Regions from separate parts of the Homo sapiens genome. Here region 1 is linked to region 2. A link is an interaction called in ENCODE POLR2A ChIA-PET data of the cell type or tissue named here. Cell type or tissue: PC-9. All regions are shown on one strand. Each heading gives the region's core, and the rest is flanking DNA. Links, peaks and the distances in the headings are about the cores only. Region 1 overlaps NFIA (nuclear factor I A). Region 2 has its middle 11 kb from the start of NFIA.

The links. ChIA-PET counts read pairs that join two places held together with the same protein. Peaks named below come from ENCODE experiments on the same cell type or tissue, not always from the same donor. Only the 100,000 strongest peaks of a DNase experiment are listed, where the experiment ranks them.
Region 1: POLR2A ChIA-PET joins it to region 2 with 14 read pairs; 9 of 35 experiments call an interaction of 5 or more read pairs at or near these places.

The regions. Positions count from the first base shown.
Region 1 is chr1:61,219,053-61,228,603 of GRCh38, reverse strand. The region is part of intron 2 of NFIA (nuclear factor I A); the gene reads right to left. Among named protein-coding and RNA genes, the nearest start is that of NFIA-AS1, 30 kb to the left of the region's middle. In PC-9, for the core only: no CTCF peak of the experiment used is centred there; no DNase peak of the experiment used is centred there; H3K27ac peaks cover 564 bases.
Region 2 is chr1:61,066,624-61,076,174 of GRCh38, reverse strand. No RefSeq gene overlaps it. Among named protein-coding and RNA genes, the nearest start is that of NFIA, 11 kb to the left of the region's middle. In PC-9, for the core only: no CTCF peak of the experiment used is centred there; a DNase peak (open chromatin) is centred at 8,554; H3K4me3 peaks cover 756 bases; H3K27ac peaks cover 1,594 bases.

The DNA.
Region 1 (9,551 bases), core at 967-8,966, 150 kb before region 2:
TTTAGAAATGCCAAAAAGCTAAATCTCATAGTTTCTGGAACATAATAGTTTTTCTCTTCCAACATTAACCCTGTCACATTTTGGCCATTATTATTTGAGCCACACCATCCATTTCTTTGAACATCTTTCTTCAGGGTAAGTGTTCAATACTGAAGCCCAGTCCAAGCCAAGGATGCACAGATGGGTGGTTACAGCTGCAGCTCCTCTGACAGACTGCAAAAACCCGCTGGGACACTTCCCCCAGCTCTGTCTATCCATCTTGTGAGCTGGTGCAACTCCACCTTGCTCACGGCTTTGTTGAGTGTGTCACAGGACTTTGGCCAAAATGCTACAATTCGAATGGGTCTTATTAATGGGATGAAAAATGGACTCTCAAAACACACTTACATACAGATCACATGTTTTTCCTGAAATGACTGACAATTCTAATAAAAAAGAACATTATAATAGGTTTAAAAAAACCTTCAGAAATAGTGTATTCAGACTCTCTTTAGCAGGGTGAATGAGTCAAGTTACTCAATAGGATCCATTCAGACTGATTAAATTGGAACCAAGCCAAAACAGATCTTCAAGATCTGAGAGATAGTGGTCATTGAGCCGGGAAGAGGGAAATGGCATCAACTTGAGAATGTACAGACCACAATAGTGATAGAAAATAATAAATTGGTCAGTCCAAAGGCTAGCACAAAAATTTATAATAATGAAACTTCTAGGCTTAAATATTCACAGCTTTCCTCATTTAAAACCTGAGATAATGAATCTGAAACACCTGCTTATGATACCAGACAAGGCCACTTAAAGATTTTAATTAGGAATAGACTAAAGTTTCTAATCTGAAGTTTTATTTACTTACTGGTTACTTCATCTACCTTCCAAAAATAATTTGAGATGGTTCATAAACATATAGTAAATTAGCACACATACACATTTAAGTCCATAAAAGAAGAAAAACATGAACAAAAACTGCAGGGGTTAGAGAAGTAGTGGGGGCAAAAACTTAGGCTGAAATATTCACCAAGGTTAAGAATTAAACTTATCTCTGAGTTTCTTGGGAGCCAAGGCAAAAAGGGAAACAAGGCATTATATAATTTTTACGCCCTGATGAAAGAAAGAATACCGCCTTTCAGGAGTAAAGCTTTCTCTATCGTGACTTTTAAAAAGAACGAATCAGTCTTCAAGATCCCATCATCAAATCGTGCCTGTTCTGCATGATTCCTGACCTAGATTGCCAAAGATTATGAAATCAAGCTTGATAAATTATGAAACAGCTCAACCAATTTCTAAACTAAACAAAAAGGGAAAATCAAATGAACAAACGTTTCCAAACATTTAAAAGTTAGAACCACCCAAAATAAAATTGAAACCAGCGGCAAATAAAGCCAATCCAAATCTCAGCAAACCAGAATCACAAAACCCTGTCGCTACAGGCTTGGGAAAAAAATGCTGCTTGTCAGTCAAAGTGTCTGTCTATGGCATATGGGTAAAGGTTTCAGTCTGCTATCTCCAGACTCATCTTATGGCACTGGTTCAACACCAGTGAATGGTGCTTTAAACAAAAGGAGAGCTCATTCAAAATGGGCGTTTGAGAGTTACCGGTCAGTGTAGCTGTGCAGTTTGTATAAGTGAAAACTATTGGCATGGGAGAAATGAAGTGCAGCTCCCAGGCCTTTGGAGTTTCCTAAGTGCTGAAAAGCAGCCGGGAGGTTAAAGCTGGCTGGTCGGAATGGCATACTTGGCTGAATGCACAGCCAGGTGGCTTGGGCATATTGGCAAACAACTGGCAACCTGCCCAATACATATGGCTTAGATTGCTTTGCTCTTCCCATGAAGCCTTCTTAGACTCTTGAGCAAGCATTCGTTTTAGAATAAAATGTGTCTGAGTGTTAAATAAAATTTTTTAATAATATCTGTCTGATGTAAAATCCCTTTACCAAAAATAAAAATAAAAATAAAAAGATGGGAGGGGTTGGTTGCCAAATGCATGAAATAAAGCATTTCTTTGTGGGAGGAGACTTTGCAGATCCCTTTTCAACCATCTTTGGACTGAATTATTTGGACCTTTCAGGTTCATGGGGGTTAAAATGACCCCTGCAATCCCTGAGAAGCAGGGTTAATGTGAAGTTTAGGGATGGCTGCCAAGAGGTCAGGTGACTATGAATTCCTAATAAATACATAAAAATACAAAGTAAGTAGAGTAGGATAATGGATGTGGACAGCAGATACATTTTGTAAAGGAATATTATGAAATCTTGATTGACAGATAACACTAAAAGGTGTTAGTATGGTCTATCATGTAAATACATATCTGGAGACTCGTTAAAACACAGTCTTTAAGTGCTAACTGTTGAGGCACATGTTACTTCCCAGGCTTTACCAAGTGGCTGCTTAACGTCGACAGCATGAGGCAAACTTTGGTTTAATAACCCCAGCTGATCACTAATCTTGTAATGCTACTACTATCGTACCACATTAAATATTACACAAATACTACTTTCTTCTAAAGTTGGGTTTTCTTCTGTTACACATGTTTGTTGTATGTCCACTGTTTCATTTTAGTTTACTGGATATCTAAAAAGTATTCACAACTGATACATTAGTGAATTAGATTACATGCATTACTGTCAGAATCCTGTTTTACTTATGATAATTTTTAAATATAAGTTTATGGTCCCTTAAAGTTGCAAGCCATTCATCTAATAAACTATGTTAAATCTTCTGGAATTATTATAGTCTACTCGGTAAAAAGATTACAGAGCTGGTGTTGTATTGTGTGTGTTTTTTAAGATTTTAAGCTCAGTAACAGCTCAAACACTGAAATAAATTAATCTCTCATACTAATGAGGGCTCCATACACTCACAAATCTAAAATCTCTTAGGTAGATGCAAACATATATATTGCGATAGAAAAGGAATCATTTGTGCTTATTCAGCAAGTACTGAAGATGTCAATCGTAGATACGAACAAGCAAACTTCCTTTTGGTGATACAAAATAAAATTTCCTGCTATAGTTGCTCCATCTCTTTCACATGCAAAAAAAAAAAAAAAAAAAGTACGAGCTGGGCGCGATGGCTCACAGCTGTAATGCCAGCACTTTGGGAGGCCGAGGCAGGCGGATCACAAAGTCAAGAGATCAAGACCATCCTGGCCAACATGGTGAAACCCCGTCTCTACTAAAAATACAAAAATTAGCTGGGCATGGTGGCATGCACCTGTAGTCCCAGCTACTCAGGAGGCTGAGGCAGGAGAATCACTTGAACCCGGGAGGCAGAGGTTGCAGTGAGCTGAGATTGGGCCACTGCACTCCAGCCTGGCAACAAAGCGAGACTCAGTCTCAAAAAAAAAAAAGTACTATGGACATAAAAACTCATGTAATGGCTTTACATTGAGTATTTACTGTGTTTTAGGCTAAAACCTTCAAATCAATTTCCTTCTCACAGACTTTTTTTTTTGTTTTTTAAAAAAACAAAAAACAAAATATATAAGTGATAGAAACACATTTTGAGGAATGGAGCAAACTTAAGGTGGAAGGGTTCAATAGATTCCTATGTCATGAATCTGGAAAATAATATATTTTTAAAGTCTGTTTCTTGGCAGGGATAACACAGCAAAGAGCTTCATTAGTAAATCTTTCCAATACTCAAAATTATGGGGTGAAAGGAGTGGAGACCTTTTAAAAATGGACTTTAGTGCCTCATGAAATGACCTTTGCAGCATCACATTTTCAACACCCTTATCCTCTGCTCTTGATCAGCAAGTAGTACCACTTAAGAGCTTTATTAGAACATCCCTTTGCCAACTTGGAATAGCTCCAGGCAACTCTGTCTTCCAAGGACACAGTTTGAAGTACTTAGAGTAAATTGCAATGGACTGGATAGATGAGTAGAGGAGGTGAGACAACTGAATCAAGTATCACTGCTTCTGAGACAGAGTCCCCCACCACCAGGCACTTGGTACCAAATGGAGACTAGAGCGTTATTAATTTTTAAGGGCTTCAGATAAACAGAAGGGTCAGCAGGAAGATGATTTTTACACCAACAGGACTGAATCAGAATAAGTTTCTTCACTCAAAAGCAGAGAAAAGGCTAAGGGCATAATTTCTCAAAGTGTGTTTTGGGAGGTTAATGGGGGTTGCATGAAAAAAGGATTCCACTGACAAATAAATTTGGCTACTGCTAGTTTAAACAAAGTTCTCAGACCCTCTAATATATTAATGTGCGTCATGACTCTCTCCAAGAGAGACAACAGTATGCATACATATTTAAATCTTAATTCACCAAAAAAGCACACTTTTTTCTATGGAGCATAAGAGATAAGCATTAAGAAGTATATTTTGGCTAATATTAACTTGAGCTTTTAAAAGTTAGACTTAAGTAAACTTGTTTAAAATTAAATTGAAAAGTTAAGTTCAAGACAATAAACTAATTTTAAATATATTTTTAAAACTAATTTTTAAATATTAAACTAATATTAAAAACTAAGTAATAATTTCCCTATTTTAAACACAGTGTCTAACTGACCTTACTGTATGTATCTCAATAAGTAAAATTCTATCTTATCAGCATTAAAAGTCCTCCCCACCTCCAAATAAAACCCAACTCTAACACAAGCTTTTTTCTTCATATTAGGCAAGAACCCTCTGGTAATATGTAAATAGAGAGGTCAGTTTTCAAACAGGCTGGTTTCTGAATATGGGTTTTAATTATTTAAAACAAAATTTAATTTTTCTAGAAGGTTTCTGAGATGAAGTTTTAGTTGATATCCTCAGAAAACCTCAAAGTATTTGTTAATAGAATTTAGCACCCTAATGATCTAGATTTTGGTCACAGAGTTGTCCAATTAGAAAATGTAAATTTTAATAAATAGAAATACAGAGAAGAGGTGGAGGATAGCTATCATTCTAAATAAAATTACTGTTTATTATCAAATGAGAATTCCACATTCAGACAAAATATTTACAAAAAAACAATTCTGGAATCGTGGAATCTCAGAGAAAGTCAACAAGTGATCATAAAATTTTTAAAATATAATTTGAAATGTTTATCTTATATTCTAAAAATAAGTTAAAATTTGTGGAGTTTCCAAGTAGTCTCATTTTATATTCTCAATTCCCTTTATGAAACCTGAAAAACTGTAAGTTTGTACAGGTCCATCAAAATCCATATTTTGTCTCCTTGCAAAGTACAGGGAAAGGTTCTTCTACTCATAGCTGCATGTGACACCTTTCATTAAAGCTACTTTTTTTAAAAAAATGACACAAGAATATGCTTGGATTACAACACATTTTCCTGGTAAACATTTGCTCTATTTTATTTTTGCTTCTGGTCTCTATTTCCTGGCCAAAGAGTAGTCTCACCTAATGGTAATAAATGATTTACTTCTTGGTTAAAACTCCTAAAGAAAATGTTCTTTAAATAGTGAAATTTTATTCAATTTAATTTTCAAAGAACTGCTGTTAAAAAATTCCAGTTAAAAAGAAAGATTAAACAGTTCTAAAAATAAACAATATTTGGTTAAACAAATACACAGATTTAAAGCATATGGGTAAAAATGAATGTTAGTGTAAACATTCGGCAACATTTTTTCCCTTCAAAAAAATTTCAGAGCAGAAACAAAAAAAAGTTATTTTGGTTTAAATTGTGAAGCCATTTTAATAAGTAATCATTTCTTCCTCAAGAAAAAACATTTGTATAGCCTCAGAAATCTGTTTCATTTCAGTCTTTGTATAAAACTGCACATGAAAAGTATATTTATAAAGGAAATACCAGACTTGGAATTATTTATGTCACTGTAGCATATATATAATAAATGAGAGCTCACTGGAGATATACATATCTTACATATATGAAGGTTGAATTCTGTCTTAAAACCTACTCTAAAGGAGTATTCTAATTGAATCACATTTTTAAAGTTCTATAAAGCATTATTTCAGCATAACAGTGTTTTACCTATACTTTAGCAAAACAGAATCTAGCTTTTTACCAGATGTGGTACTGACTCTAAATACCCATCATTAAAGTTAGTAAGTTTGAAACTATACCTCTCAGCTCTCAGGGCTCAATTCTCTTCTTTTCCTAAGTTAAAGAAAGACTATAAGGACTCAACCTTTAAACTCCTGGTAACATTCACCCCAAAATGGGAAACTAGAGCTGAATACATCTGCATGTAACAGATGATTCAAGAATGAAAACAAACAGGTTGAAAATATGCTAATGAGGAGAAAAGGCAAGGTACATAGAAACCCAACTGCAAGACTCTAAACGGTATAACGGAAACCTTAGAAACATAATGCAAATTACTTGACTTTCTTTGCAACTGGATACTCTTGGACTTAGATTTAATATTTTACATCATTGCTATGAGAATATTCTTTAAAGGTGTTGCTTCTGCCAACTAAATTTAAAATATGTGTAAGAAAACCGTAAAACTTTTTAAACTTCTCCATAACAAAGAGCCCACACTATCCATTTCTACAGTAAAACTTAAAACACGTAGATCACTTTAAAACTTCATATAGTGATAGTGTTTAACATAACTTATTTTAAAAGTATCTTGTTTTAGAGAAAATTTGTGAACAAAAATGTTGTACAGAGTTCAGAGTGCTTTTGAAGCCCAAAGACCAAACGCTCAGTTTTAACAAACCAACAATGTCTGTTCATTTTGCCCAAATCTTTTCAGCTTAAATATTCACAATGTGCCATTATTACCGAATCATTATCTGCCTTTAGCTCTGACAACAGCATCATACGGGCTATGAAAGGCTCCTTTCTTCTCATGATTAGTCCCTAAAACATTTCCTCATCTTACAGTGCTTTTTAACTTCCCAGAATGCATTGCTCAATTACAGTGCTGAAATTAACTGTACGCCACTCTTATTTATTGAGAAAAGAATAATCAAGTACTCCAAACCATGTCATGGGTTGCCCACAATTTTATATCAAATTTCAACTAATAAAAATATTAACTCTTTCAGGATGCCAATTTTTAAAATCCACCATTTATCTTCACTTTTTGGCTATGTCTTGCAAAACTATCAACGATTTGGATTTCTACTGTTCTCTATAAAATACAGCTTTTACAATAAATGCTAAGTGTCTATGGAAGGTCTATTTATTCTTAAAATAAAAATTTTTAAATAAGTTTTTGTCAGATCCCTTTTAAACTTAAATTCCTTCCTTCTTTTCTCAGCAAAGTAGGATTTCCTTCCACATCTACTAATACACAGTGTGAAACTGCTGCAAATTATCTTTCTGGAAGCAGGAAACAGAAATAAATGAAAACCCTGACACCAAAGTGTAGAAATGTTTCAATTCCATAATAATTTTGTTTATACCACTAGATAGCACCTCTTCCTCAATAATAATAGTAATCTTATTAAATAGAGAATGTAATTTTTATACATACACTCTTCAAACAACTGTTATTCTGATAGTATTATTTGAACACAACATTATAAATGAAGTTTGCCAATCTTCAGATATTATTAAATTGATTATTTCTATGTTTTGGGGAAGCTATATTCAAAGTACTTAGTAAATTAAAAAATGGATTACTATCAAATACTACAGTTGAAATATATTTAAAAGACACGTGTTGAGTAAACCAAAAAAGCACAGAAACAATGAATTAAAGCTATGATTGTATTCACACTGCAAGTATCTGTATGGAAAGGGATGAGAATATTTAACATGTGGATTTATATTTATTTGTTTTATACCTTCAGCCAACAGAAGAATGTAAATAAAAACACTTTTTAAACCTCAAATATACTTACTAACCCATGCATACATTAATCATTCATACCGCATGATTATTGTTCAGTATTTTCTGCAATAACAAATTGGAGGGTGTGGGGGTTATTGTGGGTTTCAGCAAACCACATTCTATTTAGGCAAAGCCAAGTATTAAAGAAAGGCCTAACTTGCCAAACCAAGATAAATACATGCCATTATTATGATTACATAAAAGCCACTGTTCCCAGCGTTACAATTTCTCTTATAATTGGCACTATTATAATTAAATGGATTCATATGTTTACAATTCTTCTTTGAATTGTAAAGTGATTTAGCAATGATAGTGTCTCTAATTTCTTTTAACTATACTGACAAACTTCACTTAATCAGTGGTCTAAATACCGCATTGCCACAATAAATTAGGTAAATACCCAGTAAGGCCTGAATTGCTATTGAGTTTAAGTATGTTATAATAAAGTAGCGAGTAACTTCTCCAAAGCCTGTTGCTGGACTAGCCCACAAACCCACAAATGGAGGGGATGGCATCAAGTATCCCAGTGGCATTTAAGATATTCTCTGATGGATAGGGAGGCAATATGAACAGGGAAGAAACACACATGTACACACACATGCAGAGTTAAAATCTCATGGGTTTTGAAAACAAACAGGAGGTGACAGATCATTACAAAAAACAGAAACACTAATATTGTGGGGTTTCTAGTCCTTGTTCCTTAAGACCCAAGGAGTTCTTCACTTGCTCCTTTCTCATCAACAGAAAGACAGGGGCATAAAACATGCCTCCCTATCATTGGCGGAAAATGCCGATGGGACCTGACATGCCATAGTTTACCTGCCACCCCCAAATAGAAGCTATTATGCGTTATTTATTTATTTATTTATTTATTTATTTTGAGACGGAGTCTCGTTCTGTCTCCAGGCTGGAGTGCAGTGGCGCGATTTCAGCTCACTGCAACCTCTGCCTCCCGGGTCCAAGTGATTCTCCTGCCTCAGCCTCCTGAGTAGCTGGGACTAAGGCGTGGGCCACTGCGCCCCACTAATTTTTCTATGCTTAGTAGAGACAGGGTTTCACCATGTTAGCCAGGATGGTCTTGATCTTTTGACCTCGTGATCCGCCCGCCTTTTTTCTTTTTTTTTTTTTGAGACGGAGTCTCGCTCTGTCACCCAGGATGGAGGGCAATGGCGCGATCTCGGCTCACTGCAAGCTCCGCCTCCCGCGTTCACGCCATTCTCCTGCCTCAGCCTCCCAAATAGCTGAGATTACAGGCGCCCGCCACCACGCCCGGCTAATTTTTTGTATTTTTAGTAGAGACGGAGTTTCACCGTGTTAGCCAGGAGGGTCTCGATATCCTGACCTCGTGATCCGCCTGCCTCAGCCTCCTAAAGTGTTGGGATTACAGGTGTGAGCCACCGCACCCGGCTTCTTTGTTCTATTATTTAAATGTTAGATAGTTGGTAGTTCCTTAGATAGTTTTAAGCCTAACTAGACTCCTTATATATGCCAAATCCATATATCTAATAAATGTTTAAAAATAGTTTAGAAATAATTGAGGCTAGTGGTTGGAAAAAATTCTTTTACAAAGTATGCAAGCAATAATAAAGGGTAGAGGTTTTTTTTTTTTTGAGACTGAGTTTCGCTTTTTCACCTAGGCTGGAGATCAGTGACCTGATCTCAGCTTACTGCAACCTCTGCCCTGTGGGTTCAAGTGATTCTCCTGCCTCAGCCTCTCGAGTAACTGGGATTATAGGTGCCCGCCACTACACCCAGCTACTTTTTGTATTTTTAGTAGAGACGGGGTTTC
Region 2 (9,551 bases), core at 987-8,986:
GTTTTCGTTGTTGTTTTTAAAAATGTGATTGCTGGCTGGGCACGGTCGCTCACGCCTGTAATCCCAACACTTTGGGAGGCCGAGGTGGGCGGATCACAAGGTCAGGAGATCGAGACCATCCTGCCCAACATGGTGAAACCCCGTCTCTACCAAAATTACAAAAATTAGCCGGGTGTGGTGGCGCGTGCCTGTAATCCCAGTTACTTGGGAGGCTGAGGCACGAGAATCGCTTGAACCCAGCAGGCGGAGGTTGCAGTGAGCCAAGATCACACCACTGCACTCCAGCCTGGTGACAGAGCGAGACTCTGTCTCAAAAAAAAAAAATTGTGTTTGCTTTGAGTCAGTTAAGGAGCATAGGACATTTTGCTGAATAACTTAGAGGAAAACGTGTGCTTACCTGGCTTGATTAAAAGTATCCAGTAAGAAGTCAAGAGTAATAGGAAGCAACCTGGCAGTTGTCTGATTTTCTTAACTGTCCTTGGTGAAGGTACCTAATTAATTAATAACAGGACCTTGCATAGTTAAATTGGAGGTTAGAGAAACCTCATATTTTATGTTGAATCACATTTTTTGCTTCGGTCTTGCTCTCTACAACTAGTCGACTGATGTAGCCGTACTGTGGCTGGCCTTGGCATTAGCTTTGCTGTTCTGGTCTGCCCCTCATAGATGCAGATATGCTCTTGGCTGTAGCAAGCCTGTGGCATTTAATCCTAGCCTCCTCCACTGAGCATCCATTTCCACTTGGTGTACTACTCTCACCTAGAAATACACTTGATGTGATGTAGCGGCTTCAGTTTAAATAAAAAATAATACTTTGGGAGGCCGAGGCAGGTGGATCACCAGGTCAGGATCTCGAGACCAGCCTGGCCAACATGGTGAAACCCCGTCTCTACTAAAAATACAATAATAATAATAATAACAATTTTTTTAAGTAACCAAAAAAAAAAGTTTTGGGCCTGGTTTAGCTGGTACTAGACTGTGTGACCTTGAGATGGTTACATAACACCTGTAAAACAAGACATCAACCTATTGTGAGAGTGGAAGGTTTTGTCAAAAGGTAAGAACCGTTGAGATGCAGAAGAGGTGTCAACCTGTACTGCATTGCTCTGTAGATACTATGGTCTGAATAATCTCTGATGCTAAGCAGGCCAGGCCTTGTAAGTAGGTGGTAACAGTGAATTTTGTGTGCATTGTCTGTAGTGCATTAACTCAGTTTGATATGGTAGGTTGGCACCATTTCCAAAGTGACCTTTTATATCTCCATCTAGTCAACAACAACATAGCATTGACAACATAGCATTGGCTTCAGAGTCCAACTTAGGTTTTTTTTTTTGGACAGAGTTTTTGCTCTTGTTGCCCAGGCTGGAGTGCAGTGCTGCGATCTCGGCTCACTGCAACCTCTGCCTCCTGGGTTCAAGTGATTCTCCTGCCTCAGCCTCCTCAGTAGTTGGGACTACAGGCACCCGCCACCATGCCTGGCTAATTTTTGTATTTTTAATAGAGACCGGGTTTCACCATGTTGGGCAGGATGGTCTCAATCTCCTGACCTTGTGATCCGCCCACCTCGGCCTCCCAAAGTGCTGGGATTACAGGTGTGAACCACCAAGCCTGGCCTCAACTTAGGTTTTAATGTTGGTTCTACCATGTGTATTTTTTTTTTTTTCAGGCAAAACCTCTGCAAGCTTTAGATTTCTGATCTGGAAAATGGGAGATAGATAACATATGTAAATTAACTAGTACATTATGTGTGCTCAATATAGGCTCATTGAAGGTGCTAAGAGCTAGGGATACAGCAAAGAATGAGACATTATCCCTGCCTCTAACAAGCTTTCAGTGCAATGGGGTAGATAAGACATAAAGCTAACTAATAGTGTAATGTAATAAGCGTTATGTCCAACATATATATATATATATATATACACACATATATATGTATAAAATGGGCAGTGGTGATAGAATGATTCATTTTGTCTGGGTCATTAAGGCAGAGACAGTCATTAAGGCCTAAAAAAGAGACATTTGTGTTGGGACAGAAATATGCATTAGTCAGGTAGACAGGTGAGGGGCAGGGCATTCCTCTCCAGGAAAACGCAATGATGTCAGTGTATGCAACAGGCCAAAGAATGGGGATGTATTCAATTGTGGCTAGTTGTCTAGTTAGGATTAGCTTGTATAGTCATGTGTCACTTCATGACAGGGATACATTCTGAGAAATACGTTGTTAGGCGATTTAGTCGTTGTAAGAACATCGTAGAGTATACTTGCAGAAACCTAGATGGTATAACCTTATACACACCTAGGCTATGTGGTATAGCTTATTGCTCCTAGGCTCAGCTCTGTACAGCAGGTTACTCTACTGAATATTATAGGCTACTGTAACACAATGGTAAGCATTCCTATATCTAAACATAGAAAAGGTACAATAAAAATACAGTATTATATAATCTTATAGGACCACCATTGTATCTGTGGTCTCTCATTGACTGAAACGTCCTTAGGCGGCACTGGACAGTATTACTGTAACTAGAGATGACCTTAGAAAGGCAGGCAGAGCCAAGGTGGTGGAGAGCATTGTGAACCCTTTGAACCTTCACTGGAGGGGCTGTATTTAACCAAGAGATATACAAAATAAGATTTACAAATTAGAAATATCATTCTAGTAGTGGAGGCAAAGAGAGTGGTTAGAAAGATATGAGAAAAGATGCAGTCCTGAGCTATGGCACCGCTGGAATGAATGAGAAAAAGAGAGAAAGGGAAGAAGGAGTAGAGCATGAAAGAGAGGTAAGGAAACAAGGAAGACCCTCCGCTGATACTGGTTTTCGGGGACTTTGATCAACAGAGGCAATTTAGGAGTAAATTTTTCCCAGACTCTTCTCAAAATTCAAATAGCCAGAAGATGTATAATAAGATCTGTTAGTGAAATAGGCTCTACTTACTCCACAAATTGCTGCTTCTAATATCCTTAAACCTAATATTAAATAATATTAAAATAATACCAGTAATAGTAGTTCACATGGCTTAAACGTTTACACTACATCAATTCTTCCCACCTTTGTGAATTTGCATTCCAGTAACCTTGGCTCCACCATGCCACTGGAAATCAGGTGCAAATCTAGTAGGGTGAATTTGGGTTGCTAACCCCATTGAGAGCCTCATGTTTCTGTGTAGGTTGGCTTTATGCCTTGAAAATAGTAGGCTCTTCCAGGAATTTTGCTTTGTTGACCCAAATAAAAACTTAATCCTCTTGCAAGACATTGATATGGAAACTAGAATGTTAGAGTTTTACAGAATTAGAAACATAATTCAAAATTGCAATATTTTTCTAATAATCAACTTAAGTTTTAATTTGTGAACGAAGTTGAATGTTGACACACAGAGATATATTTCACATTTTCTTGATTTGCCTGTATAAATCCTAGATCATTCAAATCACTTTTTAGACAAAGTAATCAACACAGGCATTCAAAGGACACACATTGCAATATAAATGATAAACACTACAAGCGAAATTAATCTAGGAATTGATGAGGTTCCCAAATAAGCAAGTTGTGGCAGACTATTGCCTCCCCACTCCCAAATCTGTTCTTTCTCTATTCTTAGATACACAGATGAGCTATTTAAAGTCAATATTAGGCTGAGCACAGTGGCTCACACCTGTAATCCCAGCACTTTGGGAGGCCAAAGCAGGCAGCTCGCTTGAGGCCAGGTGTTCGGGATCAGCCTGGCCAACATGGTGAAACCCCATCTCCACTAACAATACAAACATTCTCTGGGTTTGGTGGCACACATCTGTAGTCCCAGCTACTCAGGAGGCTGAGGCAGTAGAATCGCTTGAACCTGGGAGGCGGAGGTGCAGTGAGCTGAGATCATGCCATTGCACTCCCGCCTGAGCAAAGGAGCGAGACTCCAGCTCAAAAAAAAAAAAAAAAAAAAAAAAGTTCCTCAAGAGAGTTTGATCCCTCCCTACCATGTTTGAGAACCAATCCTATTAAAATAAAATCCTAATAAAATAAAAATAAAGTTAATATTTCCTAGCCTTCCTTGCAACTAAATATGACACATGATTAAGTTCTGTGAGCAGAATTGTTGGCTGCAACTTCATGACACTTGCTTAAAAGAAATTTGTCCTGGGCCAGGCATAGTGGCTCATGCCTATAACCCCAGCCTTTTCAAAGGCCAAGGCAGGAGGATCACTTGAGCCACAGGAGTTCAAGACAAGTCTGGGCAACATAGATAGACTTTGTCTCTGCAAAAAATAAAAATAAAAAATTTAGCTGGGCATGATGCCACACATCTGTAGTCCCTGATACTCAGGAGGCTGAGGCAGGAGATTGCTTGAGCCCTGGAGATTGAGGCTGCAGTGAGCTATGATCACACTACTGCATTCCAGCCTGGGCAATAAGAGTGAGATCCTGTCACAAAAAAAAAAAAAAAGGAAAGAAAGAAAGAGAGAAAGAGGAGAAAGAAGATAAAGAGGAGAAAGAAATGAGTGAAGGAGGGAAGGAGAAAAGGAAAAGGAAGGAAAGGAAGGAAGGGAGAAAGGTGGTGGGGAGCAGCAAGGGGAGAGAGAGAAGAAAGAGAAAGAAAGGAAAGAGAGAAAGAGAGAGAGAGAAAGGAAAGAAAGAAAGAAAGAGAGAAAAGAAAGAAAAGAAAGAAAGAAAGATAGATTTGTCCTGAACTTGTGGCCCTTTCCAAAGACAGCAATGATACTGAAATACCAACTTCAACTACAAAGACCCGGACAATTCCCTGGGAGACAAAAGAGCTACGGGATGAAAGGAACCTGCGTTCCTAAATAACCTCCTGGAGCAGAGCCGCTTCTCCAGCATAGATTATATTTAGGCTACCGTAGTTGTGTTTTTTTTAAGCTACAGTGTTTTCAGGTCTCCGATACAGCAGCCTAATCTTCTCTATAACTAATAATCAAGATTACAAAACAATCTCATGGTATATTTGAATTGTTTTCTCTCTGAAATCTCATGGCCTTTCTCCAATTTGGTATATAATATATCTAATTTTTTTATCAGCCTACTTTTCCAGACTCCCCTCCTGCTCAGTCTCTCTCGGCTGCCTCCTCATCCTAGCCACAAAAAATGACTGAGTTTTCCCTTTTTATCACCTCCCAAATATACCATACATGTTCATCCCTCTTTTTCCTTGTTTGTATGATTCTTTTTGCCCAGAAGACCCTGAAGTTGTCTCCCTGTTTCACCCATTTTCTCAAGGACCAATTTAATGTTGTTTCCCAACTCCCATAGGCGGAATTGGTCAATCTCCTCTGTGTTCTCTAACATCTTACACTCATCTAAGACCGCTCTCTTCACATTCTACATCAGTTATTTATTTGTGTGTCTGTCCACTGAGCTATGGGCTTCTTGAAAATGCAGTTATTTTATTCATCCTTGAAAGCTTATAAGCAAAGTGCCACAGTAGATCTTCAGTAAATGTTTGGTGAATTAATATGTAAATGACAGGAACAATGGTTACTTTTTCTAGACTTGCGTTCTGATAGAAAACAAGGTCAGGAGTATGGCTAATGCAAGACAGGGCATTATCACAAGGGTGGAATTGTCAGTATAACTAGCAGGGCATTGAATTTGCCTTTCACAGGCCTTCCACACAGGTCATCACCTTTAACCTTCCTACTGCATAAGTGGCTTAGACTTTGTCATTCCCATCACAAAAATGAAGAAACTAAGGCTCAGAAAACTATGGGGAGTTTGTTACTCAAAGTCATTCTCTTAATGAGTAGTTAAATAGAATATTTAATTCATTTAGAATTGCTCCCCAAAGCTCTCGCCATTGTATCTGCCTTAGGAAAGGCTTCAGGATTCAGTTTTTTAAAATACAATGTTGATGGTTAGCTGGCTGTAATCATAATCAAAGGTAAGCATATGGTCGCATCCTTCTTATCTTCGACACACCACAATAAACTGCAGAAGACCAAAAATGATGTCCAATTGAAAAATGATATTCAACTGAGCTGCTGAGATGACCAGCAGAAAAAATCTTGACTAAAGTAAAGGCCGAGGCTGGGTGTGGTGGAGACTCCTGTGATCCCAGCACTTTGGGAAGCCAAGGCAGGTGGATCACTTGAGGTCAGGTGTTTGAAACCAGCCTGGCCAACATGGCAAAACCGCATCTCTACTAAAAATACAAAAATTAGCTGGGTGTGGTGGCAGGCACCTGTAATCCCAGCTACTCCGGAGGCTGAGGTACAAGAGTCGCTTGAATCCTGGAAGCGGAGGTTGCAGTGAGCAGAGATCACGCCACTGCACTCCAGCCTGGGCGACAGAGCGAGACTCTATCTCAAATAAATAAATAAATAAATAAATAAAAGGTAGCAAAGTATGAGTTTACAATTCACAGAAGCAGAAAGCTGAAAGGGAACTCAGAAGTCTCCAACCACCACATTTTACAGATGATAAAACTGAAAGTAGCACAGTGAAGTATCAAGCTCATGGCCACACAGTTGGTAAAGAATTCATCCCCAGTCCAGTGCCAGTTTCATTACTTCATGCAAAGGATATTCTGCAGGAATGGGAAAGGCGTGAATAACTGTCTCTGGTATCAACATAGAAAAGAGGTCTGAGAAAGTGAAGACATACTGCTGGTAGATCTGATAGAAGAAAGAAAATGGGTAATTGTCTAAACTGAAAAAGTGGCTATAAAATCCAGGCTAGCACTTGAAGATTTACCCAAACATGTTTAGACAGATAAAGGATAATTTTTCAGGAAAAACAAATGAGGCAGGAGTGAGAGAAACAGTCTAGAACTGTAACATAGAGAGTAGTGACTTGAATTTTATGTAGTTATTTAGAGACAGGGTCTCTCTCTCTCACCCAGGCTGGTGTGTGGTGGCACCAACATGGCTCACTGCAGGCTCAACCTCCCTGGCTCAAGCAAGCCCCCTGCCTCAGCTTCCCAAGCAGCTGGGACTGCAGGCCCGCGGCACCACAGCTGGCTAATTTTTGTGTTTTTTGTAAAGTCAGGGTTTCATTATGTTGCCCAGGCTGGTCTTGAACTCCTGGGCTCAAGCAATCCTCCTGCCTCGGCCTCCCAAAGTGCTGGGATTACAGGCATGAGCCTCTGTGCCAGGCTGTGAATTGAATTTTTGAGTTGTGGGCTTAATATGCTTTCCTATTCTTTACTCTTGGTGACCTTGGGACAGTTTAATTTCCCTGACATCCTACCCATCTCCCGCCCACTGTAAAATGTAAATATTGTCAGCCCTGCTTACCTCATGTGGCTTGGTGAGGATTCAATAAAATCATGAATGTAAAACTGTTCAAAATATGTAAGTTTCTATTCCCTCAATACCTCTACCACCAACAGTTGTTAATAGAGGACTATATATAACAAATAATTTGAATTTTTAGCTAGTCATATTTATCCTGCCTGTATTTTATAGGTTTTGGAGTAGAGGTGTGTACACATACATACACAAAGTCTATCAAGATAAAAATGAGGTGAAATTGAGAGTAAGATTCAAAACATATGCAATAAGATTCCATTTACTTTGCTAGCATTGACTTAAAATTTGACTTTGAGTTTCCTAATAATTTAAAGAGGAAAAACTAAAATTTATGAAATACACAATGTCCATGTGATTATAAAATTCAAGGCCAGGGAAGGTGACTCACTATAATCACAACATTTTGAGAGGCTGAGGTGAGAGGATCACTTGAACCCAAGAGTTTGAGACCAACCTGGGCAACGTGGCGAAACCTTGTCTTTACAAAAAATACAAAAAATTAGCCAGGTATGGTGGCATGTGTTTGTAGTCCCAGCTACTTGGGAAGCTGAGGTGGGAAGAATCACCTGAGCCCAGGAGGTCAAGGCTGCAATGATCGGTGATTGCACCGATCCCCAGCCTGGATGACAGAGCAAGACCTTGTCTTGAAAATAAATGAAGAAATTAGCTGGGCCTGGTGGCTTGCACCTGTGGTCCCGGCTACAAGGAAGGCTGAGAATGAGCCCAGGAGGTCCAGGGTGAAGTGAGCCGTGATTCTGCCACTGCATACCAGCATGGGTGGGAGAGCAAAACCCTGTCTACAAAACCCCCCCCCCGCAAAAAAAAAAAAAAAAAAAAAAAAACAAGAAAACCCACAAAATTCAAGAAAGTTTATTCGAAAGCAACAGAGATGTTCTGAGGTCTGAGAAAATTTACCATGTAACCTCCCACTACCACCTTCACCACTGCCACACAGACCTGGGTTGTCATGAAGAAAACAGTCTTGACTGTGATGCACTGAACCATTTACTCCAGCCCTGGATGAGAGTCCAGCCAACATAAGGACAGAGGGAGTGGGAAGGATGGGAATCTTCTCAAATGACTATTCTCAATGAATATTCTCAAATGACTCAAATGACTCAGCTGTAGCTTGAGTGCTATGGGCTAATGGAAAGGCCTAGAATTCAGCAGCAAAGAAGGGACAGAACTAGTTGGCATTGACCCCTCCGCCCCTATGGTTTTTCATACTTACTCTAATATTCCTAAGATCACATTACACCTCCCAAAAATAGTACAGAGGGGAAGGAAGCAGAAACTGGACAATCCAGTTGGTGTGGACGCTATGGCTTCAGACTCTTCCAATCTCTTTCCTTTGGCTCTCTGGCCTGTCCTGACGTCTTTCTTGCGTAAGGTGACTCAAAATGGGGTCAGCAAAGGGAGCTCTAACAAAGGAAGTTGTAGAATTGGGTTATTGCTGTTTGATACAAGTAACAGTAAGTGGGTATCTTGCCTCAAAGCTCTGTTAATAGCCTAAGAACCAGGACTTCAGGGCAACTGAAATCATTACCGAAAAAAAAAATGTATTGTGGGTCAGAATAGGAGATAAGGTAAAGTCTGACACTGTACTGGTGGAAAATGACAATCTTTGTGTGTGAAAAAATATATATAACATAACATTTACCATTTTTACTTTTTTTAAAATTTGAGATGGGTTCTGTGTTGTTCAGGTTGGAGTGCAGTGGTTCAGTCATAGCCTTTGTGGGTCAGAATAGGAGATAAGGCAGTCTGACCCTGTACTGGTGGAAAATGACTGTGTGTGTGTGTGTGTGTGTGTGTGTGTAAATATATATAACATAACATTTACTATTTTTACTTTTTTTTTTGTTTGAGACAGGTTCTCTGTTGTCCAGGTTAGAGTGCAGTTGTTCAATCGTAGCTCACTATAACCTCAAACTCAGCCTCTTGTATTTTAAATATATAAATATATATAGATGTGTGTGTGTGTGTGTATATATATATATATATATATATATATATTTTTTTTTTTTTTTTTTGAGACGGAGTCTCACTCTGTCTCCCAGGCTGGAGTGCAGTGGCGCGATCTCGGCTCACTGCAAGCTCCACCTCCTGGGTTCACGCCATTCTCCTGCCTCAGCCTCCCGAGTAGCTGGGACTACAGGCGCCTGCCACCACGCCCGTCTAATTTTTTGCATTTTTAGTAGAGACAGGGTTTCACCGTGTTAGCCAGGATGGTCTCGATCTCCTGAACTCGTGATCCATCAGCCTCAGCCTCCCAAAGTGCTGGGATTACAGGCGT